Linked DNA regions of Homo sapiens: all the other regions are linked to region 1. A link is an interaction called in ENCODE POLR2A ChIA-PET data of the cell type or tissue named here. Cell type or tissue: GM12878. All regions are shown on one strand. Region 1 overlaps LOC105378654 (a long non-coding RNA gene). Region 2 overlaps MIR3659HG (MIR3659 host gene). Region 3 holds the start of LINC01685 (long intergenic non-protein coding RNA 1685). Region 4 overlaps MIR3659HG (MIR3659 host gene). Region 5 overlaps MIR3659HG (MIR3659 host gene).

Region 1 (5,000 bases):
GGAAGGAGATGGGGATTGTGTCCCCCCATACACACACACACCACTACCACTGTGATCTACTGAACTAGCAGTGTTTTCCTGGTGTTCAGGAACTGGTGTGTTTAGAAAGCACCCCATGAGAGCCACCAGTGTGAAGTGAGAAGGGGATGGAGGGGCTCAGAGCCCCACTGGGCAGGCTGTGAGCGGCAGAGGCGGCACCATCACAGGGCACCTTCTGCGCTTCCCTCCCTCCTCTCTGGGGCTACCGCCAGCATCCGCTCTCTGCCCATAACAGCCTTTCAGTGTGTGAGGAAGAAAACAGGCCCCGCATGCATCTCCAGGCTAAGCTGCCTCGGCTCTGCCTCATGGGACAATATTTGCAGTCCCCTCGCTGACCCCAGCTCCCAGCCACTGTCCTCCAAATGAGCCCCATCTGCCAGCATTGCATAAAATATGGGTCACAGTGGAATCGGCTCAGTGTGGGACCAGAATTGCAGGTCATGGGCTGCCCCAAGCATCTTGGGAGAGACTGCCTGTCCTCCCTCCCTCTTGCCTGCCCCAGACTCAGGCCAAGCGACCTTCTTGGACTCTATATCGGGAAAGGGGTGGCACCATCCCAATGACATGAAAAATGTCCCCAAATGGCATAACAATAATAGCTACCGTGTGTTTAATACTTCCTGTGTACCAGGCATTTGACTGATGACTTTGCACACATAATCTTATTTTGTCTTTACTACAATAGAGGTAGTGTTATTTTCACTTTGCAGATGAGGAAACTGAGGCCTAGAGTGGCTGGATAACCATCTTAAAGTCATACACACAGGAAGAAACAGAGACAGGCCTTGAACCTCGGCCTTTCTCAGCCCAAGGCTGTGATCTTAACCACAGCTCTACACTGCCCATAGGATTTTCATAAAGCGACAGAATCCAGCTGCCTATGTGTTCCCCTCTCAGTGACACTAGGGAATGGGAGCTCCAGAGTCACCACATGAAGACCAGAGCTCCTCCAGAATCCTATGAAGAGATGAAGCATCCCTAATCACTGGAACGTGACCAGTCTACATCTACTACCTACACCCAGGATCATGCCATTTCACTTTCTGAGCTCCCTGTGGTGTGATCAGAAACCATGGGCTATGTCAAGCCTGGTAAATGGAACTTGGGTAGTAAGATGAGAAGAAATTCAGTGATGGAAAACCCCTAGAAGGCACCCAATCTAACCCCTTCATTACACAGAGAAACCCATACCTAGTAAAGGGAAGAGGCTTTTTGGTACCACCAAGCTTAGAGCTGCAAATGGAAAATGGATTTCATCTCATATACCAACTCTGACCAGTTGGCTGGCTTTGAGCATTGTATTAAGAATTCTAGGGCCATATTTGGGTTCAGTGGGAAGGAATGCTGTAGTTAACCAGCAATGCTCACCATGGTTTCTAGAAGTAATGGTAGCAAGCATGCCAACCCAAGACTGGGTCTCAGGTCTCCTGAATGCAAGTCCAGTGCCACACAGGCACGAGCACTTTAGTCAATTACGAAACACTCTAGAAAAACCTATTCAAGAAAATTATGAAACAAAAGCGTCACGAAGTGTCTCAGTGGTTTTCTTAGGCACAACATATTTGGTTGCAAGGAACAGAAACCCACTCAAGTTAGCTTAAGTAAATGATAATTAATTGTCAGGATATCACAGGCAATTTCACAGATGCTCAAGGACAGGAAACAGCACATCTAGCCCACAGGAGCCCAGAAGTGGAATTGAAACCTCAGGAACAGACGCCATTCTCTTTACCTCTTAAAGCTGCATGTGGCAGAAAATGTTGGCTACCTATACAATAGCTATACCTCGTCCTTCTTCCTTGCTAACAGAATGCAGAGTTTGCTCAGATATCAGGCTATAAAGAGACCAGCCCAAGGGAGCATCATGACTCGTCTAAATCAGCCTTGATAATCCTATTCTCCTTTGTCAATGATTGGTGTATCCCAGTTCTGGGCAATGACGTAGAAGGAAAAGTCTGTATGGAGCTTAGTGGAAGAAGGAGACACATGGAGAAGCTTATCCTTCCCTTCCAGCTTTAGATGTGGCCACATGAGGTTGTTTCCATGTGATCGGTCCAGATTGGTGAGGTGTATCCCCCTGCTCCAATCATCCGTGAGTAGCTCTGAGATCACCTGCTACAGTTGGCTGACCAAGACGAGATCACTCACATTCTGAGGGTAGTAAAGTGAAAAGCTGACAAGAAACTTGATGAGACTTGAACCACCAGCTACAGCTTTCCTGGATTTGCCCCATCTTCTCATATCCCTCTTAAGTGAGAAAATAAGTGGGCATATCATTTAAACCTTTTTCGGTGGTACTGAAAAGCCTCTTCCCTTCTCTAGGTATGGGTTTCCTTGTGTAATGAAGGGGTTGGATTGGGCAATTTCTAGGGGTTTTCCATCACTGAGTTTCTTCTCATCTTACTAAACCTTTTTTAGTTTAGTCAGTTCTGCTTCTTCTTTTTTTTTTTTTTCTGAGACAGTCTCACTCTGTCGCCCAGGCTAGAGTGCAGTGGCATAAGCTCGACCCACTGCAACCTCTGCCTCCCAGGTTCAAGTGATTCTCATGCCTCAGCCTCCTGAGTAGCTGTGACTACAGGTGCCTGCCACCATGCCTGGCTATTTTTAATTTATTTTTAGTAGAGACAGGGTTTCACCATGTTGACCAGGCTGGTCTCGAACTCCTGACCTCAAGTGATCGCCTGCCTCGGCCTCCCAGAGTGCTGGGATCACAGGCGTGAGCCACCGCGCCCAGCCTAATTCTGCTCCTTGACACTACAATATCCTCCATATTTTATTTCATCCTCTCCATGCTTTAAAGTCCTCAACTGTAAAATGTGTAATAATAAAATTGTTCTAAGGATTAAAGGAAATGGTGTATATAAAGCACCTTAAAGGAAATGGTGTATATAAAGTGCCTTGCACAATTGTTAACAAGCTTCACCAGTTACCCTTAGAAATCATTATTATTTGTGCTAGCTGAGGTCCAAGATGGCCACCATCAATTCCTTCCCTGCCTGTAACACTGCCATTTTCCCCACCGAGAGGTGGAGTCTATGTTTCCCACCCCTTAAGTCTAGGGTAGTCTATGACTGCTTGGACAAACAGAACAGGGTAGAATTGATATTATGCCAGTTCCAGGCCTAGCCCTTAAGAAGACTGGCCATTTTTGCTCCCCTTCTCTTCAGACACTTGCTGTTAGGACACTTCTACTTAGAACCCAACTACCATGCGGTAAGAAGCCCAAGCCACGTGGAGAGGCCATTTGTAGCTACTCTGGAAACAGCCCTAGCAGAGTTCCCTGACTATAGACAGTGTCAATTGCTATGATTGGCATCCATCCCAGCTGGGCTTGCAGATGACACCAGCCCCAGCCATAGTCTGATTGTAACAGTATGAGTGACCACAAATGAGAAGGACCTAGCCAATTCTAGTCAACCCACAGAACATGAGAGATAATAATAAATTGTTGTTATAAGCCACTAAGTTTTGGGCTGGTCTGTTATACAGCAAGAGACAACCAAAACATTATTCATATATTTATTATGTCTGTTTCTCTGCATTCCCCCATAACTCTGACTTGCATGTGAAGGGGAGTGTGTCCCAGGAGCAGGTGGATAAGTTGGAGCATCTACTTTGGCCCCAACTCTACATGACTATTCCATTCTAGTGCCCAATACCATCTTACTGATTTAGTCCCTGTGTCTATGTTCCAAATGCTAAAAGAATAAGTCTGATTGGTCAAGTGGAGCTAGGCGCTCACCCCTAGTAAAACCATTTGTGATCAAGAAAAAAGGTCATGTGCTCCTTAGTACTGTATGGAGTGGGGGTGGGAGGATTGTAGGTACAGAAGAAATAGTATGTGTCTCTTGCAAGATATCTCTCAATTCATCTATTTTATGTTGGTTTTTTTCTCAAGCACAACCTAATTATCAAGGTGGCTTCAGGAGCTTCAGCCACTACATGCTCTCAGGTTCAAGTATATGAAAGAGAACCACACTGTTTTCTGGTAGCTCCTCCCAAAGTCCTGGGATTCACCATGAACAAATTTGCAATCAAGGAGAAGAGATGATCTGATTGGGGAGGCCTGGACTATAGACTCTACTTGTGGAATCTAGAGCCATTTCCATGCAAGGGTGAATGGATGTTGGTGTGTGCATGTCACAGGGGAGAGTACAGGAAGCTAAATAACAAATCCCCACCACGCTCACCAAATACACATGGGAATTCCCAGAAACTTCAAGGGGAGAGGGGGTGTTCTGAGCAATGAATACTATTCTGATCAAAGGAAGGCATAGCTCATTGGTAAACAAGAGATGGCTATCTCCTTAACCTCTTAGTCTTAGGCAAGCATCACCAGTCTCTCTGAGTGTTCTCTTTTCTAGGATAGACAGTTCTGGCTTCTTCTACCCTTCCTCGTAGATCTTAATCACACAGGATCATGGTGGCCAGGCCAGTGGCCACCCCTATGAGGGGCCGTGCTGCCTGGACACCTCTTCAACACTAATTATAGCAAAATAATATCTCTAGAAATCCATACCATCACAGTCAGGCCCACTTGGGGTAAGTTGGAGGCAAGTCTCTATTTTCTTAAGCCATACCCTTAAACTTTTGTACTTCTAGCTATTTCTCTTTCCCTCGGGGTCCTATTTCTATTAGCATTTCTACTGGTTATAACTGCCCTCCAATAAGGCCAGGTGGAAGGCTTGTCTCCTTAAGAATGACAATTATGTTGCATGAGGTGAAAAGGCATTCTCAGTCCCAGGATGGCTCTGTGGTTTTCTGCCTTGCCCAAAGCAGCCATTTTGGAGGGGGTGGGGAGAAGTGGGCATCAGAAACCCAAACTCTGTCTGGGCCTCCGAGCCATCCATCAGGGGCTGATAGTCTCTTCATTGGTGGCCCAGGGCCAGGGCAGTGAGTGGCTTATTTCTACTGCATTACAGTTTGAGCCCATATGCAAACCAGAAGACTATGTCTATAAA
Region 2 (5,000 bases), 120 kb after region 1:
TAAAGCAGAGATGGTGGACATTCCCAGGAGAGGGAACCATGTGTGTGGAGATAAGGGGTCTCGGAGGGCCCCGTGTGTTTGCAGGAACAGAGCTCAGTGTTGCTGGATTCAGAGGGTCAGCAGAGACAGGATTACCAGGGACTTTGGGCCTGATGATGTACATAACAGGGAGCAATAGAAGTGTTCTCAGGAAAATTAGCCAGGTGTGGTGGTGGGTGCCTGTAGTCCCAGCTACCCGGGAGGCTGAGGCAGGAGAATAGCTTGAACCCGGGAGGCGGAGGTTGCAGTGAGCCAAGATTGCACCACTGCACTCCAGCCTGGGCAACAGCGTGAGACTCTGTCTCAAAAAATAAATAAATAAATAAATAAATAAATAAATAAATAAATAAATAGAAGGGTTCTCAGGAGCCAAGTGCAAAGTGACATGTCCAAATTGTGTCTTAGTGGGAACACTGTGACCTGACTCAAGTACCTAGATGAGGGATTGGAGAAAGGGAGAATCATCCTAGACCGGTCACTGGATTTTATAACCTATCGATCCCCTCATGCGTTCTTTTGACTTTGGTTTCCCAGAGCCACTGGGGTTGTAGGCTTTGTCCAGTGCTCGAGGTACCCAGAGCAACCAGGCCAATGGACCTACAATTGAAGGTAAACTGAGGCATTCCACCTAAGATCCCGTTCCTCGGTAGAAAGGAGAACAGGGACATGAGCCCTGCACACACTCTGTGTTCAGCCACAAACCAAAGTTGAGGCTCAGGGGTGATTTTATCTGCAATGACAAGTCCATCCCCAGGCTCAGACAGGTATTGTTCCAGGCCCAGCAGACGTCCCCAAGTTAAACACACATCCAGGGCTCAAACAGACATTGCCCCCAGGCCAGGAAGATGATGTACCAGGCCCAGACAGATGTTGTGCCAGGTTCAAACACATGTCCTGAGCTCAGACAGAAGCTGTCCCAGGGCCAGATAATGTGCTGGGCTCAGCCAGGTGTCCCAGCCTCAAACAGATGTTGTCCCTAGCCTAGGCAGATGCTACCCTAAGCTCAGACAGATGTCTGCCACGAGAGATATATAAAGATGCTGAGAGGTCCCTGGGAAAATATAATTCCTAAATCCTCCTTCACCACTTCCACCCTCCACCTGCTACCCCCCAAGAAAGCTGAGAAAGGTCAGCAATGAGCCCAGACAACTCTCCCCAGACCTTCCCACCTTGCAAAAGCCAAGTAGTTGTATCATTCCATTCTTCCCCCTGACTACAAGCTAGACTACTACATTGGAGGCGTGGGGAGACATACAGTGGGATGATGAACGAGGCACATGTACAGGAGTACAGGGCACCTGTGCCATCTGGGGAGTAGCAAACGGTGATGCCCAGGCTAGCCAAGCTGACCCTATATTGGGAGAGGGAGGTGGGGGTGGTTAGAGGAAAATGTGGGTTGATGTAAGGACCAGGCCCATTAAATCCCACCTCAAACCTCACACTCTGTGACTAGAGGGGAAGGGAAAGTCCTGTGACCTCATCCCCGTACACACATGCTCTGCTCAACACCCAGGGAATATGATTACTGGGTCATGTGAAGGTAATTACTACTCCAAAGCTGGGCTGCATTAAGCTAGGGAGAAGGAGAGGAATAAGGAGGCTGATCCAGTGTGAACAGAGAATGGGGAGATGGTCCCATTTATCAGCTTGATCCTGGCTGGAAGAATAAGCTTCCTTCCCCAAGATCCCCCACAGGAGCGTCCAGGAACTGACAGCTTCCTGATAGGAGCGGCCACATCACTCTTATCCCTATTGGAAGCTAGAATTATGTGTACTGTGGCTATGCAGAGGTCAGGTTTCAGGAACTGCGGGTTTTGGAGGTTCCTGAGCCATGGGGTGGAGGCAGCCACTATACCTGAGACTGGGGAGTAAGAGGTGTTAACAGTGAGAGCCTGACCTCCCTATCTGCCCTAAGAGGTCTCCCACTTGGGCTCAGACTGAGTCTCTTCAAGAGGAGAGCTCCCCAAGCCACCAGGCAGCTAGCTCATGAATATGCAAATCAACCTTGAGCCACACCCCCCCAGCAGGTGCTGGTTGGGACTGCCCTCCTGTTCTACCTTCCTCCCCTAGGGAGCTACCCTGAGGCTGAGGAGGGTGAGATGTGGTCTCCCACCAGAGGGGAAGTACTCACACACACAATAAAACAGTATCCCAAAACACTCTCAAACGGAAGTACTGTCTGACACAATTACAAACCAAGTGTCTGACACTAATACAAACCAAGCAAAAGCACCCTAACACAAGCACATAAATGGGCATCTCTAAAGTAGAAACGTATGAATTCATGCAAGCATGCTAACATAAAGTCACCATATATACAAGCACACCAAGCCACCTACACACTATTATAAACATCATAACACATATAATCACAAGGGAACTGCCCTCCCTTCCTCCCACCCCACCCAAACTGCCTACTCCCACCCTTCAATTGGACTACAAAGTCAACCCAAGGCCCAGAAAGGTATCTCACTTTTCTAATGATGGTGACAAGGACTTAAATTATCATCCCCTGCTCCCACCCTATCCTGTGATGGTGAATTTTGCAGCCATCCGGATAAAAAGTATGTTTTAAAAAAAAGAAAGAAAGAAAGAAAGAAACTAAAGCCTAGCCCCAGCCTTTCAGAGTTGATTAATCCCCACTAATGATTTACCGATTTGCAGAGAGCGTGTTCTGCATAACCGGATTGTGGGCATTAACACCAGCTCAAAGGCTGACATTCTGCTAAAAATGAAAGTAAATTTCAAGAGCAATTGACCACCCCTAATTTGAATATTCTACTGACACTCTGGGAGGACCCCTACCCACACCCACAGCCTAGGGGCTGAGGCAGGAAAACAAAAATACAAGGAAAGATTCTTCCCAAAGAGATATTTCACCTTCTGTCCCTCCTTCCCTTCACCAAGACCTGAGATTAAATAAGTTAGATCGCTCCTTTCTCTTCTGCCAAAGGCAGCGACGGCCCTACTACTACTCCTCTCTTCTGCCTTGGGCTCTAAAGATTACAGGAAGGACAGAAGAACTGGACACCTGAAGGGGCTGAGCTTAGAGGGAGAGACGTAGGGGCTTTGAGGGCTCAGAAGGGTGAGCTCATCCTATGCGGGGAGAGCTTTAGGATGGTGGCAAGCACTACAAATCTGTCTAGATGGCACCCACCCTCGCCAAGGCAGTGGATCAATAAGATGACCCTGGCACCCTCCTAAGACTGGGAATTTATGACAGCTAGGACCCTGCCAGACTCTTCCAGTCAAAACCACATTGCAGCTCAGAATGCGCGGGCAGCAAGCCCCAGTGGGCGTGGTCCCTCCTGACACTCTTTAGCAAGAACTGGTTAGGGGAGCAGGCAGGTTCCACGCCTGCTCACACAGCCTCTTACCCACCCCAGATGGCCGGCCAGGGAGGGAAATCAAGCCACACTTTCCCTTTCCAAGTTTTCTTCAAGCAGTGATCTCACCCCCATCTTCTCAAGCAGCCAACAGAGACCATATTGCCCAACTTTCAGATGAGGATACAGAGGGTTAGGAGGCTGACACTGGCCCAAAATGAGGCCTGAGTCAGGGCCAAGATGGAACCCAGGACCCTTTACTGCCAAGCCAGGCCACTCTGAAAAGGCAAGATCCAGGGCATAAGGAGACTGCCAGGAGGGAAAGGAAGTGGCCCGCGAGTGCTGCCCCGGTCCAGCCAGCCTCAAAGACTCAAAGTCCATGCATGCGGGAGGCATCCTAAGATACACAGCCTGTCCGGCAGCACTTCCCATGGGCCCCATCTCTCCTCTTCATCTCTTAGCATTCCTGACTTGTGAGGAATCCAGGTGGAGCATCCTGGAGCCTGTCTTCCCCCAGCACTGAAAAGGCCTGAGGTCTGAAACTGCATCTGCTCTCAACCCATCCTGGACTCCTAACCAACTGACCAACTCACAGAAGAGAGCTCGGGGGCTCAGAGACCAAAGGGGGAAAGCAGCCAGACCCAGCTGCCTCCAGGAGACGCTGAGCAAGGCTCTTCCTCTTTCTCCTTCCCAAAGCTGTGCTCGGCGTGCCATTGTTAGGCCCCCTGACACCTGGGATGTGTGTCTGGAATACTGCCCTGTGTATGTGGCCGCCAGGGTGCTGATGACGACTGACTCGTGAGTATAGTTGTATTCTAGGTCCCACGTCTGTAACCCGGGGCTTTGCAGAAAGAGTATAAGGAGCTGGAGCTTGTGTAGCCTGTCCATCCCTGCAGAGCCTCCCTCCTACTCCCAGCCCCCCACAGCCCCCGGCTCAGAGACCCCCCACAGCGAGGGCCCCATCTGCTGGAGGCTCGGTGACCTGTGTCAAATGAGTAGGCGCTCGGTCACACTCCAGAGCCTGGAGGAGGCTGCTGTGCTCTGGGAAAGCCCAAGCAGCTCCTGCCTGGGGGCGGGCTGGGCAGAGGCCCCACTGGGGAGGGAGGCCCGGGAGACTCTGAAACTGGCGGCGGCCTGGCTGGGAGCTGCACTCCACAGAAAAGGAGAGTGGGAAAAAATATGAAAAGAAAAGCCTTGGGCCTAGCGCTGCAACCAAACCATGTGGACCAAACTCTGGGTTGGACACAGCCCTTTCCTCTGCTTTCTGATCCCCTGAGCGGATCTGTTATTTCTTACAGGGTGTGGGTAGATATGTCTGTGTGTCTCTGTGATGTGTGGGGTAAGCCTCTTTGTGCATCTGGGTGAGAGGGTGTGCATGGCTGGCTCCACGTGCTCTTGTGTGTGAGTATGATGGTATGCCTATGTGTGTGACTCGGCACACCAGCTGAGAGTCTCCATGTTTGTGGCCCCAAGAGCCTGTTAGGTTTCATGTATCTCTGTGTCAGCAAAGCAGTGCCTACTTCAGCCTATTTCAGCCTATGTGTGGGTTCTGTGTATCTCCCCATTTAGACACATGCCTGTATTTACCACTGGGTGTTGCTTTGTGTGACTATCAATATTCAGCCTAATGGTGCA
Region 3 (5,000 bases), 300 kb before region 1:
GGGGTGGCCTTTTAAGTGCAACCCTGTATGTACACGGGTGCTTTCCAGCATTCCCAGACCTTGCCTTGATAACACAATGTGATAACATTAAAGATATATGCTTGGGAAGTAAAACGTGCTGGTACCCCCATTCCCCAGAACAAGTATTTTCATTCTGGTATGTCCTTTCTAGCCCTTTGCCACATACAGACATGTTTTCTTGCATTTGCCAGTACAGTGGAAATATGATTTTGTGGCTTCATTTTGTATGTTGTTGCATAAATATTTTCCATATCTCTACATGGCCTTCATATTCCACATTTGTAAGACTTCATTGTGTTGATATGCCAGTCCCTTCCTGTTGAACATTTGGACTGCCCCCTCCCCAGCTTTTAAGAAAATAGAGTTTTAAAAAAACAAAAACGAAAACAAATCACATCCCACTTGTCACAACCACGGTTCCTATTCAGATGCAACCTGCAAGCCTTGGTGGTTACAGGCTGGCCAGACCTGGACCAGGCTAATGACTGGAGACGGGCTAAACAGATTCAGAGAAAAATATGTATAAAAGTGATCTGAGTACCTCGGTGTTTCCATGAAATACGAGATTAAGCGGTTTGCATGTGTGGCCTAAACTCTTCCAACTTCTAGTAATGTAATCAGGGTCACTGGTAGTTGAGTTAGTGAATCAGGAGACTCTGAGCTGCATGGAAAAGGAGGAAACTTTTGCCCAGTAGCAAACTAGAGTCAGAAAAGGAGAGGCCGGAGAGGCCAGCGAGAAACATTCTAAAGGGGAGGGAAAACGTTGCCAACAATTTTGCCTGGTATCTCAGAATGGTCATTTGGTGCTTTGGAGAAAACCCTTAAATGACACAGAAGTTTCCATCTAGTTGCATCCTGATTACCAAGCGACCCTCTGTGCAGAGCAGGGGCCCAGGTCCTGGAGAAATCCAGTCAGGAGAAAGAAGGCGCCTCCCTGTTTCCAGGGTGTTCTTCTGGAGGCCAAGGGAACAAGGACACACACGGAAAGATGCCGTGGGCCGGAGAGTAAAGCTCACTTGTCTCGCTGTGACTTCTTTATCTGAGGGCCTCCCACGTCCCGCTAAGCTCTGCGGGGTCTGGGGGAGGCTGGGGTAGCCCCAGAGCCACCATTGTGCCCGCGCAATTAAACAAGAATGCTCCGACTTGACAGTTCCACTGTGAAAGTTTTCAAATAGTGTTTGGAATGTTTACATAATTGTTGAAAAGAGGCTTTTTCAATGTACCTGTTTACACTCTTTCCTTTTGGAAATTCTTTCAGCAATCAGGCCGTGGAGGGCTCTCAGGCTGCACTTGCCGCCCTTGATTGCGGAGGGAGGAATGAAAGGCCCGTCAGTGAATCGCTGGGAAAACATTCCCTAACAAACGCCCTCTAATGAGGGGGCGCCGCTTTCGCTGCGGCTGCGGCGGTGGAGAGGGCGCGGGGAGCGGAGGGGCAGGGGCGCGGGCCGGGGGGAGGCCAGGCCCGGTTTTGTGGCGGCGCTCCTGGGTGGGGGGGGCGCGGACCCCGGGTCTTTGTGTGCAAATTTCCCACCGGGACCAAGCGACTTTCCACAATTTAATTAAGTGGCTTTAGAGTCCGGAGTTGGCCTAACAAGCTCCTGTTCATGAATGAAAGATTTGTCCGCAGCAGCGGGGGCCGGCTGAAAACAAAGTGGGCCGCAGTTACCCTGGATCCGGCCGGTTTCGCTGCTCCGCGGCCAGCCCCAGCCTCCCGGGAGCAGGAGAAGGCGGCTGCGGGGGCTGGCAGCGGTCCTTCTGGGACGCGTCTCACCTAGCTCGCAGCAAATATGCCATCCATATGCCCAGGATCACAACCGAATCAGCTCCATCAGGCCTGGCAAAGAGGCATTTAAATTGCTAATATTGCACTGGGGAACGACGACAGAACTGCCTGGGCTCAGCTCTGTGGGATCCACAGAGACAAACCTGGGGGTGGGGGTGGGGTGAGTTGGGGATGGGTTCGGAAAAAGTCCAAGTGAGAATCACTAGAAGCTGGCTATTAGGAGGGGCGAGAAGTGGGGATCCTTGGTAGAGAGATGCCAGGAGAAACCGTGGCAGAAATGCGCCCAGGGTGGAGCGCTGGTGCTGGTGGGCCACTCGGGCCCCTTTTCCATCCATTATTTCTGAAGAGAGGCCAGCTGGAGTTTCTACAAAGGCTGCTCTGCTCCAGGGAGGCATCCCCCCACTCCCCAGCACTCTTACCTTTGAACAAGACAGGTTTTCTAGAAAGACAAAAAATATTGGCTGGTTGGAAGAAGAGAGGGGCCAGCTGCCGCTGTGAAATGTTCCTCGTTTACAGTTGTTGAGTGTCCCTGCCCTTGGCTGTGGTCTGTCAAGCAGGTTTGGGATCAGGGGGTCTTTTGCAGCTACTTTCCAGTGGAGGGTTCAATGAGTGTTTTTCTCTGACTGTATTTTTAGAAAAAATTATGATGACAGTTGTTAGGTCTCAGGCAGGCAGGCAGGCAGCACATTCCATTACAAAGTTAGCATGAAATCAATATGTAAATAACCCTTTCTAACTGGCAGCTATTTTTGAAGGCAGAACGCACCGGATGTTGCAGGTTTGTTCCAGTTCACTTTAAATACCTCTCTGTTCTCAGAGCCTGTGAATGTGCTCACATTGAGAAGAGCCTTTTCCCCTTTTCACTTGATCTTTGCAGCGTCCCTGATAGTGGTAATGCCACCATGAGCTTTGTCCTCAAACCTCCTCCTCCATCATTTAAAAATCAGATTGACAAGACCCGCACCAGGCTGGGAGTGTTAGTTCCCCTTCGGCATGGTCATTTTTCAAAAGCACGGGTTGCTCCAGGAAGGGTACAGGCGGCAAAAGCCGTGGCCATCCGCGGAAAGAATTAAAGGAGCGAGAAAGCCCGAGAGGCTGCGATCAGGGTTGAATCAGAGATTCAGGCAGTCACTGCCAAAATGCATGGAAGTCATTGCCAAGACATAAAAGGTCAGAGGATACCAGCCGTGAGAAGAACCAGGTTAGAACCGTGACTGCAGCTGAACAGGAAGAAACAGGTCTCAAGGTACTCCTGAGTGAGCAAGGGCCTGAGACCGAAGGTCTTTGCATAGTTCCTTGTCAGTAGTGACAGTTTTCATTGTGGTTTAATTTTGAAACTAGCTGTGCTGTGTGTATCTGCATGAAAACAGAAATACTTCTAGAATGTTTAGTGTCAGTCATGGATGGCGCCACAATGCCTGGTGTGACATATGGGGTGTGCGTATGTGTACATGTGCTTATTTATTTCCTGAATTCAAAGGGGCAATGAAGTTCAAGCTGGGGCCTAATAGTAATGATTCCTACAGTTACTACTATTCTATGAGTTTTTATGCACTTGCAGTTCTACAGTCTTTTTTAAATAATTGAGTTGAAATCTGCTTTGCTGTAACGTATATACTATGGACTTAGACCCAAAACAAGGCTTCCTCTGCCATAGAATCATCTTCAAGACAGGTGGTGTCTCACTCAGAGATTTCTCTATTCCTAGATAAATAGTTCTTGTTCTTCAAAGATGGGAGTCCCCTCCCACAAGGAGACTCCATCGGGTCCATGTGTTGCCTCCATGTTCTTGCCATTTAGTGCATCTCTGGAATGAACCAGAAACAGATATTCCTCTTGAGGATTTTCAGTGTGATTTAACTGCAAAAGGACTGTCTCTCTGCCGGGAAGATGCATTTGGGGTGAGGCTTTAACTCTCCAAGTGCACAGAGCTCTGTCTTTTATTGCATGAAGGTGGTCAGATGAGGTAGAAATTTGACCTGTTCTTTCTGGGCCTGGAAGGCAGAGCTATGATCACCGAGGAAGGGGAAATATTACAGGGAAGTCATATTTCAGCTTAAAGGTGGCATGAAGAAGAATTTTCTAATGAAGAAGAAATGACATGCTTTGAGAGGTAGTGAGTGTCCTACAACCTGGAAGGATTCAGGCTGGGTAGAGGGTTTCACCAAAGGTAACTTCCAACTCTGGATCTGGTCATCCGTCCGCTTACGCATTTATTGATGCATGCTAGATGCAAGGGGCCATTCCGGGCTCTGAGAGGTTTCATCATAGAAATTAATAGAGAAGGAACTGATACTTTTTTAGATTGGGATAAAATACACACAACAAAATTTATCATCTTAACCATTTTAAATATACAGTTTAGTGGTATTATGTTCACAATGTCGTGCAAACGTCACCACTACCTTAGAACTCCTTTCATCTTGCAAAACTGAAACTGTATCCATTAAACACCTTCCCATTTCTCCCTATCCTCAGCTCCTGGCAACTACCATTCATTTTCTGTCTATAAATTTGACGACTCGAGATGCCTCATATAAGTGGAATATGAGGAATTATACAGTATTTTTCCTTTTGTGACTGCCTTATTTCACTTGGCGAATGCCCTCAAGGTTCATCCATGTTGTAGCATGTATCAGAATCGCCTTCCTTTTTAAGACTAACTCATGTTCCATTGTATGTATATATACCACATGTTGCTTATGCATTCATCTGTCAATGGACACTTGAGTTGCTTCCACTTTTTGGCTACCGAGAATCATGCTGCTGTGAATATGGATGTACAGATATATGTGCAAGACCCTGCTTTCAATTCTTTTGTGTATATACCCAGAAGTAGAATTACTGATCACATGATAATTCCTGTTAAATTTTCTGAGGAACCAGTATATTGTTTTCTATAGCAGCTTCATCATTTTACATTTCCACCAACAGGGCAAATTCTCTCCACATCCTCACCAGCACTTGTTATTTTCTGGAATTTTTTGACAGTCACTATTCTAATGTGTGTGAGGTGGTATCTTAGTGTGGTTTTGATTTGCATCTCTCTAATGATTAGTGATGTTGAGCATCCTTTCATGTGCTTATTGACCATTTGTGTATCTTCTTTAGAGAAATGTTTAGTCAAATCCTTTGCCCATTTTTTAATCAGGTTGGGTTTTTGGTTGTGGTTTAGTTATATATTCTGGATAGTAAC
Region 4 (5,000 bases), 100 kb after region 1:
ATAGGAGGAGCTCAGTGCAAGCAGCCGACTCCCCACAGGGTCCAGCTGTTCAGGCTTGAGCTGTCACCCCTGCAGGCCCAGGCGTGATTTCTCCCTGCAGTTCACGCTCTCCAGGGTGCAGGCATGATTTACACAGCCATCGGGACAACTCCGAATTGGACTAAAACCTAATGACTGGAAACAAGACAAGTAATGAAATTCTACGCAGAAAATTTACAGGGGAGATTTATTAGGTGAGTTTTATTTATGATGCTGAGCACTTAGAGCTCTGGGGTGGGGTGTGGCATTGGACAAATAAATCCAGTCCACACGCTCCCAGCCCAGACATCACCTGCCCTGGCACCACCTCTGATCCACAGTCCTAGACTCCTGCTGGGTAGGAGACCTCTGCCCAGCCCCCCTGTGCCCACTGAACCCACAATCTTCCCAATCTCTTTCCTTTTTTGCCACCTTGTCCCTACACGGCCAGCCGCTCCAGGCCCTGGGTCTCTCCTGCATTGTTCTTGGGGCAGGTTGTGCCTGGAGGCTGGACCTCAGGAACATGGAGGGAAGGGGCTGGAAAACAGGAGCTCCAAGACTGGCCAGTCCACAGTTAGCACTTCAGGAGCCTGACCATGGAGTCAGTATTCCCTAAGGTGTGAGGGGCAGGCAGAGAGGGCAGCAGAAACCTGAGGACAAGGAAGATGCCATTCCAGACCAGCAGTGCCCTTAGGGCAGGACTTTCTTGTGGCCAGGACAGGGGAGCAGCTGGTAGGAGTCTAGAGGGGAAATGGAGGCAATTCTGCATTGCACCTGGGTCTACAAGAGGCCAAAGACCCAGTCAAGAGCTGCAAGACTGTTTTCGGCTACAGAAAACAGTCTCCCTCCTCTCGAAGCTGTCCCTCTCCTGCTCCTCATAGGGCAGAAGGAAAAGCTGTTGCTTCTCATAACCCTCCCCATGCCCACCCTACACCACCACTGCCACTAGCCCCTTCTTTCCCTCACTTGCCTCTCTTGACTCCAATAACTCCTTGACCGATTTTCTCCTCTGTTCTGCCCACCCCAACCACACTGACCCCCTTGATGTTGCTCAAACATGTCCAGCAAGTTCCTGCCCCAGGAACTTCACTCGGCCTAGAATGTTCTTCCCCCAGTAAACAGTATAGCTCACTCCCTCACTTCCTTAACTGGCACCTTCTCAGTGAAGTCCGACAGGCTCCTGACCAACCCATCAAAATCTCCCTGGACACTTTCTAGCCTCTTCCCTGCTTTATTTTTCCCCTGAGCACATATCCCTAAATGCTTTACCTTTTCATTCTTTATCTTGTTTATTAGATGTCTCCCCTACCAGAACATAAGCTTTGTCCAAGAGGACAAAGTTTCTGTCGGTTTTATTTACCACGATAAACCCCAGCTCCTGGAACAGGGACTGGCATATGAAAGGCACTCATCAAAATGTGCTGGAAGATGGAGCCCAGGCTCTGATAAGCACAGCTGCCCCTTACTGGGCATTGTGCACAGGCATGTGTGCCAGGTGCCAGGTGCTGTGCCACATGGTTACCCCCACTAGCGGCTCATTCAGCAAGTACTCTCTGCACTCATTCCTGGGCCAGGTACTGAAGGCACCAGAAGAATCACACCCAGATACTGAGCTCAAGCAGCTCCCAGTCTGGGGGGGCAGGAGAGACCTGGGCCCAGTAAGGACAATTCCAAGTGCATAGCTCCGGGGAGACAGCAAAGGAAGTCAGAGAGGCCCAAGTGCCAGGACAGTCACAGAGACTTGTAGGAGGCACCCACATGCAGCCCTTGCAGGGAGGCAGGGATGACATAGTATCTGTCAGCAGCAGCCATGGAGCCAGATAGGGGTCCCAGCTGGGTCCCAGCTCTGCCATTTACCAGCTGTGTGACCTCAAGTGTTCCTTAACCTCTCTGTGCCTCAGTTACCTCATCTGTAAACTGGAAATAATACTCACTAGATGACAGTGAAGATGAAGTGAATCTTGTAAAGCTCTTCCAACAGACCCAGAAAATAATTAACAAGCACGTAAGAAATGTTAGCCAATATCATGACTCCTCTTATTACATTATTGAAAAATAACAGGCAAGAGCGAAGAGGAAAGACTTCACAGGAGCAGTCTGGGAAGAGGTAAAAGATAGAAAAGGTATGGGCGTGGCAGAGCACAGTGGCTCATGCCTATAATCCCAGTGCTTTGGGAGCCCAAGGTGGGTGGATCACTTGAGCCCAGGAGTTCAAGACCAGCCTGGGCAACATGGCGAAACCCCATCTCTACAAAAAATACAAAAATTAGCTGGGTGTGGTGGTGCACACCTGTAGTCCTAGCCTCTCAGGAGGCTGAGGTGGGAGGATCGATTGAGCCCAGGAGGCAGAGGTTGCAGTGAGCCAAGATCGCACCACTGCACTTCTCCCCGCTGGGTGACAGAGCCAGACCTTGTCTCAAAAAAAAAAAAAAAAAAAAAAAAAGGTATAGGCATGTTCTAGATGAGATGCAGCAGAGCCTTCCATACTGGTCCAAGAGCTGTGCTACTAAATGTCTAACAACTGGCTCTAGGGGTGCAGAACCCTGATTTGTAGCATTTGCTGATTTTTGTAATGTAAATCCTCCCACCATGACCAATTTCAAACAACCAATGTGACATCACTGAACAAGAAGTTGGAAAGAGATGCACAGCTGGCACCTGCTATCCCCTACAGCCACCTCCAGCCTATGGGCCAGATCGAAGGGGCGGGCCCCTACCCACCCCACCCATCAGAGTCCCGGACATGGTGGCTCCATCTGTAACCTGCCTTTGGCCTCCAGGTTGGGCACTAGAAAGGAAAAAGATTAGGCGTGGGAGCGGGGGCAGGCAGAGGCCAGCTCAGATATGGCCTGAAGTCTATGTGTGGCTGGACCTCAGAGATCTCTTATCACAGCGGACCTTGGGAGCCAAGCACTCACTCTCTCATGCTCTCTCTCTCTCTCTTTCTCTCTCAAATACACACACACACACACACACACGCACATACATTCACACGTGCATACATGCACACACACACACACCCCTGAATCCTCAGCTCTGAGCCCCATGTGCCCTAGACATGGGCACTTCTGCCTCTGGGGAGGGCCAAGGTGACTTGAGCCATTGGTGTCCTAGATGGATTGAGTAACAGGGCCCTTCCCAGACCCCACGTTCCAACCTCCCATGTGATTTCCCTTTAGGAGGCCCTGGTCCCTTCCCGTGGGCTTGGATGGGGGAGGCTCTAGAAACCAACTTTAGAGACTTGGGGCCAACCCCCGCAGAGCTGCTCTACTGAGGGGGGAGGGACCCTAGAAGCTCCAGGGTTTGCCACCTTGCTCCCTCCCTCCCACCAGCCCTCCCCTGCAGGTTATCAGCGTGAAAACAGGAAGGCTGGCAGTGCTATTAATAATACATGAAGCCGAGCTCTGCCCCGATCAGGCGGGCAGAGGCGGAGAGGCAGCTCCAGCCCGCAAGGGAGGGAGACAGCCAGGCTGCTGGGGGCCTGCCTGGCTGGGCCTTGGGGCAGGGGAAGGGAGCCCCTCTCCTCCTTCTCCCATTTGCTTTGTGTGCACCCAACACTGAGGCCAGAGACTTGTGCTTCCTCTATTTGCTGTCGTTTCCCTTCTCATCCACTGCCTGCATCCCACAGAAGCTCCAGCCAATATAGAAAATCTTCTGGCCTGAGACACAGGACCTGGGTCCTGGAATGTGGGAACCCACAGAGGCCAGAGGAACAACCCAATCTTTGGTGTCAAACAGATCTGGGTCTGAATCCCAGTCTATGCCCTCCTGCTATGTGACTTCAGACAAATCACCTAACCTCTCTGAGCCTCAGCTTCTTCAACTGCAAAATCAGAGACTACTAAGAAAATAATGGGAATAAACAAAAGAATGGATGTGAAACCCCTAGCATAGAGCAGATGTTCAATAAATGGCAGCTGGCTATTATTATTTCTATACCTATGAACTTGGGCAAGTTTCTTCCTTCCCTGGACCTCGATCTCCCCCTCCATAAAAAGAGAGGATTGAGCTAGGTATCTCTAAGAGCTTCCCAAGTGCCAACGGGATTTTCATGACTACAGGATGAAAAACCCTAGGCCATGTATGTAATGTTACATAAGAGCTAATGTTCTGCCCGAGGGATTAGAGAGCACAGAGGCATTTGTTTTGGCTATGATGGACAGAAAAGTCCTCCCTGAGGAAGGGACATCTTAGCAGAAATCAGAATCAAGTGAGAGAGTGAACATATGGAGAGATGGCAAATCACTCCCTGCAAAGGGAACAGCAAGCAAAGGCCCTGGGGTGGAAATAAGCTTAGCAAGTTTAAGGAGTTACGGTGTGGCTAGAACATAGGAGCACGTGCTAGCCACACATGGCAGGAGGGAAGATCTGTAAGGAAGCAAGAGGGTGAATCACCTTCAAAGGGTCTGGAAGGCCATGGTAAGTAATTGGCTTTTATCTTGTGTCACAGGAGCTCGTAAAGGGTTGTGAGCAGATGGGCATGGCGGTGCACGCCTGTGGTACCAGGTACTTAGACGGCTGAGGCAGGAGGATCGATCACTTGAGCCCAGGAGTTCAGGGCTATAGGGTGCTATACTCCCGCCTGTGAATAGCCACTGCATGACAGCCTGGGCCACACAGTGAGACCTCCATCTCTTAAAAATAAGAAAAGTAGCCAGGAGCAGTGGCTTACGCCTGTAATTCCGGCACTTTGGGAGACTGAGGCGGGCAGATCACCTGATGTCAAGAGTTGGAGACCAGCTGACCAACATGGTAAAACCCCGTCTCTACTAAAAATACAAAAAATTAGCCAGGTATGGTGGCGTGCGCCTGTAATCCCAGCTACTTTGGTGGCTGAGACACGAGAATTGTTTGAACCTGGGAGGTGGAGGTTGCAGTGAGCTGAGATTGCGCCACTGCACTCCAGTCTGGGTGACAGAGTGAGACTCTGTCTCAAAAAAAAAAAGGAAGAAAGAAAAGTAATAATAATAAAGAGTTGTGAT
Region 5 (5,000 bases), 110 kb after region 1:
CCCGCCCCATCCTGCAGCGTGGAGATCTCCAACCCCATCTCAGCCCGGCTATCAGGAGGCCTGAATGAGTTTTGGCAAGTGGGAAAGTTTGTTCGCTGTAGGGTGCTGTCCACACAGGAGGGGGCTTTTATTAAGCTATCATTACTCTCTGCATCCCCTGCCTTTGAAAGACCTGCTTCCCTGAGCCCACCACACCGGCTTTCTTCCCTTGCCCTGGACTCCCCTCCCCTGATCCTTCTCTTCTCAGTCCTTTGAATCTTCCCTCTCTCACTGACTCTGTCTTGCCTTTCTGAGACTCTCTCTCTCTCTCCCCCACTCCCCCCTCACCCCCTCAATCTCCATATCCCTCTGCTCTATCTGCATCTCTATCTCCGTCTGATTTGGGTCTTTTGCCTTTGGGCCCTCTGCAGTTTCACTTCCAGCCAACACAGCTCACCGCCTAGTCTGTGTGCTGCCCCACATCTGCTGTCCAAGCCAGGTCTGGCTGGGGTCGGGAGGACTGGCCTCAACTCTCAGGCCCACAGCAGCTGCTGGGTTCAAAGCTCGCCCACCCACCCACCCCTCCAAGAACAGAGATGGCAACTACCCCAATCCTTCCTGGTTCCCAGGCAGGCCCAGAGTCCCAGACTTTTTTTTTTTTTTTTTTTTTTTGTTTCGTTCTTGTTGCCCAGGCTGGAGTGCAATGGTGCAATCTCCACTCAGTGTAACCTCTGTTCAAGTGATTCTCCTGCCTCAGCCTCTCAATTAGCTGGGATTACAGGCATGTGCCACCACGCCCAGCTAATTTTTTGTATTTTTAGTAGCAATGGGGTTTCACCATGTTGGTCAGGCTGGTCTCGAACTCCTGACCTCAGGTGATCCACCTGCCTCAGCCTCACAAAGTGCTGGGATTATAGGCATGAACCACCATGCCTGGCCCCAGACTGTTTGTTTACTATAGTAGTGTGGAGAGGTTCTGCAGCAATACAACTGTATCACTCTAAAAGCTTGGTGCTGGCTGGAGGCCAGCAGCCCCTCAGCATCATGGGCAGGCTGCCAGGCAACAAGGCCCTGCCCCTGGAGCAGTGCAAAGCCCTGGCCCTGCTCACCTGGCGACCACATTGGCACACTCCACAGCTGGGACTGAAGGTCATAGGCCTGGTGCAGCAGGAGTGGCAGCAGCATGCAAGATTCCCCACTAACCAGGGTGCCCAAGCCAGGCAGCTGCTGCCAACCCCACAGCCAACACAGAGCCCCTCCTCTTGGCTCTACAGAGATGGAGGGACTTCACTTCACAAGGAGCTCTCTACAAACCTGGTGAGGAGAGGAAATGCACAAACAGAGGGGTCATAAAAGCATAAACACTGACGAGCTCCCAGCACACTTACTCCACAAGCATAACTGAGCTGGTGGCTGCATCAGGCAAGCAGTCAGTGGGTGGGTGGGTGGGTGGATGGATGGATGGATGGAGAGAAGGAAGGAAGGAAGGAAGGAAGGAAGGAAGGAAGGAAGGAAGGAAGGAAGGCAGGCAGGCAGGCAGGCAGGCAGGCAGGATGGATTATGGATGGTTGGATAGATGGATAGACGGATGAATGGAATGACAGATGGAGCCATGGTTTCCAGGTTAGCGTAGCCCATCATACAAGACCTTCCTTTTCCTTCACCCCACCCAGAAAACCCCCTTTTTCCAGGTTTATTTATTCACCAAAGTCTATTGGAACTGTCAGATCTGTTCCACGGCCTCTGAATTTTGAGCAATTTTCTATTTAATCTTTTCTGCCCCTTTTCCTCCGGAAGAGGGTGAGGAGCCCAGGTCATGGGCACAAGCTGGGTGCACAGGCACAGGTGGGCAGTTAGGAACTGAAAAGTCTGCCCTGGCTGAGGCCCTGTGAGCTGATCATCGTAAGGAAAGGACAGAGTCAGCCGGGCACAGTGTGAACCGCCCTGCTGCCTCCAGCAGAGTTAGTGAAACCACAGGGAGTGTTCGGGGACTGCCCCATCAGAAAATGGAAGTTTTTCTTTTCTCCCTGCCAGCAGTCTCAGCCCTGAACTGGAACGTGGCTCCCTAGGCAGAGTCCAAAAACAGGGCTTAAGCTACACAAATGGGTTGGAGGGAGGCCAGGAGCTGAGTGGTAGAGAAGGAACAGAGAAGGTACAACTGGAAGCCCCCTGGGAGGGGATGTTCTGAGGCAGGCCTGACTGGAGAGCACCCTTTCTAGCCTGTCACTGGGTGGCTCCCAGGAGGCTAACAGCCTGCGCTTAGGCAGGGCCCAGTCAGGACGGGAAAGACCCTGCAGCAGTCATGTTCTCAGAACTGCCCCACCTCACCCACTGTGGAGATCCTGGTCTTCCTGGGTGGCACATACTGGGTACCTGAGGTGGCTGGGAGATGGGAAGAAGGTAGAGGAAACAGAGGAGGACCAGCTGTCTCCCCAGACTTCCCCAACTCAATGTGGTGCTGTGAAGACTAAATGAGATAATATACATAAAGTGCTTAGAAGCAGTGAGCACCAAATAAGTGTTAGCCACTGGCATCTAGGATAGTGCCTGGCACAAAGCAGGCACTAAATGTTTGTTGAAGGAATAAATGAATCCTGCCCCCACTTAGCTCCTCTACATCAAATACTGGAGAATTGGAGTCAATATTGTCTCTACAGCTACTGTGGAAAGTGGATGTACACATTAAGTTCATTCCCACCGCAGGGCCTTTGCACTTGCTGTTCCCTCTGCCAGGAGTGATTTCCCACACATTTTCACATGGTTCAGGCTCTCACCTGATTTAGATCTCTGCAGCTGGAAATAAGAAAGGGCTCTGACCATTGCCTGCTGGGAGAGCTCCCCACTTCCCAAAGTTGTCTCTCCTTCTCTAGTCCAGGACCCTCACCAAGTCCATAAACACACACACACACACACATACACACACACACGTATATCCAGGCCATCCTGACTAGACAGCCTCAGTGTCCCTACCCTATCCAGGGCTGGGCCTTGAGCCAACAGAGGATCTGGCCTGGCAGGTGGTCCCACCCATCTGCTGATGGCTGTCAGTGTCCCTGCATGACAAGGGCTCACTCAACTCACAGCAGAGGTCATGCTCTGTTCCCAACCGTCTGCCCTCCCAATTGGCCTTGGCAAAAACCACAGTACCATGCAAACACGAGGGTGCAATGAACCAGGATTTAAGAATCCTTGCTGTACCACTTAAGAAAAAAACACTTTTACTGAGCACTTACTGTGTGCCAGCCACCATGCTAAGCTGTCCACACACTTGAGCCCATTTAACTCACAAAAACTAAATGATCTTGGTTTTATCCTTATTTTACACCTAGCTGAGGCAGAATAAACTGGTCAAGTGCTTGGGCTCTGGAATGAAACAGAGCTGGGTTCAAATCTAGACTCCTCCACTTACTTGCTGTGTGACCTTGGGCAAGTTACTACAGCTCTCTGATCCCTGCTTCTCCCCTGTAATGAGGAGACATGACATTAACTGCCTGTCTGGGCTCTTGTGAGGATTAAAGGAGATAATGGGTGTAAGTACCGCATGGTGCCAAGCACAGAGCCTCCACCAAGGTCGGGGTCTGCCCTTCCCTCCTTATCTCACCAGTTCTCCTGCCAAAGTTTACAGGCTAGGACTGATCTTCTCCACAGTTCCAGACACAGGGCTGGGCACTGCCAGCACACAGAAAATTCTTGCTGATTGGCAGATTTTCTCAATTCCTGTCCCAGGCCTTGATTGCAGAGAGCACTCCCTTTCTCAGAGCTTCTAAGCAGAGGATTCCTGCCCTGGGCAGCCCCGGGGGGCAGGCACTCTGCAGAGACAGCCTCTGAGCTCTGCCTTGTTTGGAAGCCTTTCCCACCACCATGAGTCCTAGAACCTGAGCTTGTCCTGGCTCCCTGGGTCTGAGTTCCCACCCAGAAAATGTGGCCGCCACCCAGGCTCCTCCAAGACCATGGCCAACTGTGGGCCCACAGTCACTCACCCCAGTGCCTGGAGCCCTGACCTGCCCCCAGTCCCTTGGCTGGACCCTGCCACATGCTAACAGACATCCCCGACTCACACCAGCTGCCCAAATCACGCTAGAATAACAGGCTCCAGGCTGCTCACCACGCCCTCTATGGCTGCCAGCCACTACCTATGGCTGCCAGCCACTACCCATGGCTGTCACTTTCAGGCCACCCGAGAACCCCCACATGCTCACACGGAGCCTGCAGCCACATTGATGCCAGCCATGCCCTTGCAGGGCCCAGAAGCCTGGCAGAAAAATCACACAGGCACTTTGACATTAATCAAAGACACTCATAAATAAATATGTGTAAATTGTATGCAAACCAAGGTAGGAATTTACATCTTTCTCTGCTGAGTCAGCATCTCAAGGCACCAGGGAGGCTGCCTGTAGCTCAGGAGGTTTGGGACAAGAACCCTCAGCATCTAGGGGTCCATTGAACAGTCCCAAATTCATCACCTGAAGTTCTAGAACTTCCAAGTTTGAAGAAACAGCGATTTACTGACTGCCTGCCACACATCATGCATTCTCCTACATACTAGCTACTACAGGTATGAAATGAGATAGCATGTAAAGTGCTTAGAAGTGCTTACTGCTGGCACCTATAAGAACCCAATATATGTGAGCTATGATTAATATCCTCCAATTTAACCCTCACAATGACAATAATCATTAGTAAAACTACCATTAATATTATCAGCAATAATTACTATCATCGATAGGGTGCTTCCTATGCCACAAGCTCTCCATGAGTAGCAGACAGTGCTGGCGCTCCACCCCCATTCCTCCAGGCCCTACCATTTCAGTGTACTCTAGCCTGACTTCAAATTGCCTGCAGCTGCATCCTTGCCTGAGGGCTTCTTCTGGTCTCCAGGAGCCTGCTCTGCCCTCCCAAGGCAGGCTCAGAGTGCTAGAGAATTAACCTTCACCCCAACCCCCAGAATGACTGACATGACAGTAGATAAATGACCTGGCTTCCTCATCTAGCAAGTGGGGTAACTCTCAGAAGTGTGTTCA

What was found. ChIA-PET counts read pairs that join two places held together with the same protein. Peaks named below come from ENCODE experiments on the same cell type or tissue, not always from the same donor. Only the 100,000 strongest peaks of a DNase experiment are listed, where the experiment ranks them.
Region 2: POLR2A ChIA-PET joins it to region 1 with 6 read pairs; 2 of 35 experiments call an interaction of 5 or more read pairs at or near these places.
Region 3: POLR2A ChIA-PET joins it to region 1 with 6 read pairs; 1 of 35 experiments calls an interaction of 5 or more read pairs at or near these places.
Region 4: POLR2A ChIA-PET joins it to region 1 with 7 read pairs; 2 of 35 experiments call an interaction of 5 or more read pairs at or near these places.
Region 5: POLR2A ChIA-PET joins it to region 1 with 8 read pairs; 2 of 35 experiments call an interaction of 5 or more read pairs at or near these places.

Annotation. Positions count from the first base shown.
Region 1 is chr1:38,170,667-38,175,666 of GRCh38, reverse strand. All of the region lies in intron 2 of LOC105378654 (a long non-coding RNA gene), which reads right to left. Among named protein-coding and RNA genes, the nearest start is that of LINC02786, 32 kb to the right of the region's middle. RefSeq lists enhancers at 1,068-1,147, 1,819-1,868, 1,919-1,968, 1,979-2,028, 2,309-2,568. In GM12878, no CTCF peak of the experiment used is centred here; DNase peaks (open chromatin) are centred at 1,126, 1,696 and 2,266; H3K4me3 peaks cover 455 bases; H3K27ac peaks cover 2,053 bases.
Region 2 is chr1:38,050,353-38,055,352 of GRCh38, reverse strand. All of the region lies in intron 1 of MIR3659HG (MIR3659 host gene), which reads right to left. Among named protein-coding and RNA genes, the nearest start is that of MIR3659HG, 5.7 kb to the right of the region's middle. RefSeq lists a silencer at 1,925-1,984. In GM12878, a CTCF peak has its summit at 4,337 (motif pointing left); DNase peaks (open chromatin) are centred at 1,508 and 2,132.
Region 3 is chr1:38,473,048-38,478,047 of GRCh38, reverse strand. LINC01685 (long intergenic non-protein coding RNA 1685) reads right to left here and starts at 2,852. Exons shown (of 3, transcript NR_146761.1): 1 at 2,224-2,852; 2 at 1,793-1,855; 3 at 1,564-1,661. All of the region lies in intron 2 of LOC105378657 (a long non-coding RNA gene), which reads left to right. RefSeq lists enhancers at 2,844-3,023, 3,304-3,413, 3,444-3,503. In GM12878, no CTCF peak of the experiment used is centred here; DNase peaks (open chromatin) are centred at 2,577, 3,117 and 3,433; H3K4me3 peaks cover 3,899 bases; H3K27ac peaks cover 4,010 bases.
Region 4 is chr1:38,066,803-38,071,802 of GRCh38, reverse strand. The region is part of intron 1 of MIR3659HG (MIR3659 host gene); the gene reads right to left. Among named protein-coding and RNA genes, the nearest start is that of MIR3659, 20 kb to the left of the region's middle. RefSeq lists an enhancer at 1-466. In GM12878, no CTCF peak of the experiment used is centred here; no DNase peak of the experiment used is centred here.
Region 5 is chr1:38,059,173-38,064,172 of GRCh38, reverse strand. The region is part of intron 1 of MIR3659HG (MIR3659 host gene); the gene reads right to left. Among named protein-coding and RNA genes, the nearest start is that of MIR3659HG, 15 kb to the right of the region's middle. RefSeq lists enhancers at 2,081-2,140, 2,371-2,460. In GM12878, a CTCF peak has its summit at 2,231; a DNase peak (open chromatin) is centred at 2,055; H3K27ac peaks cover 978 bases.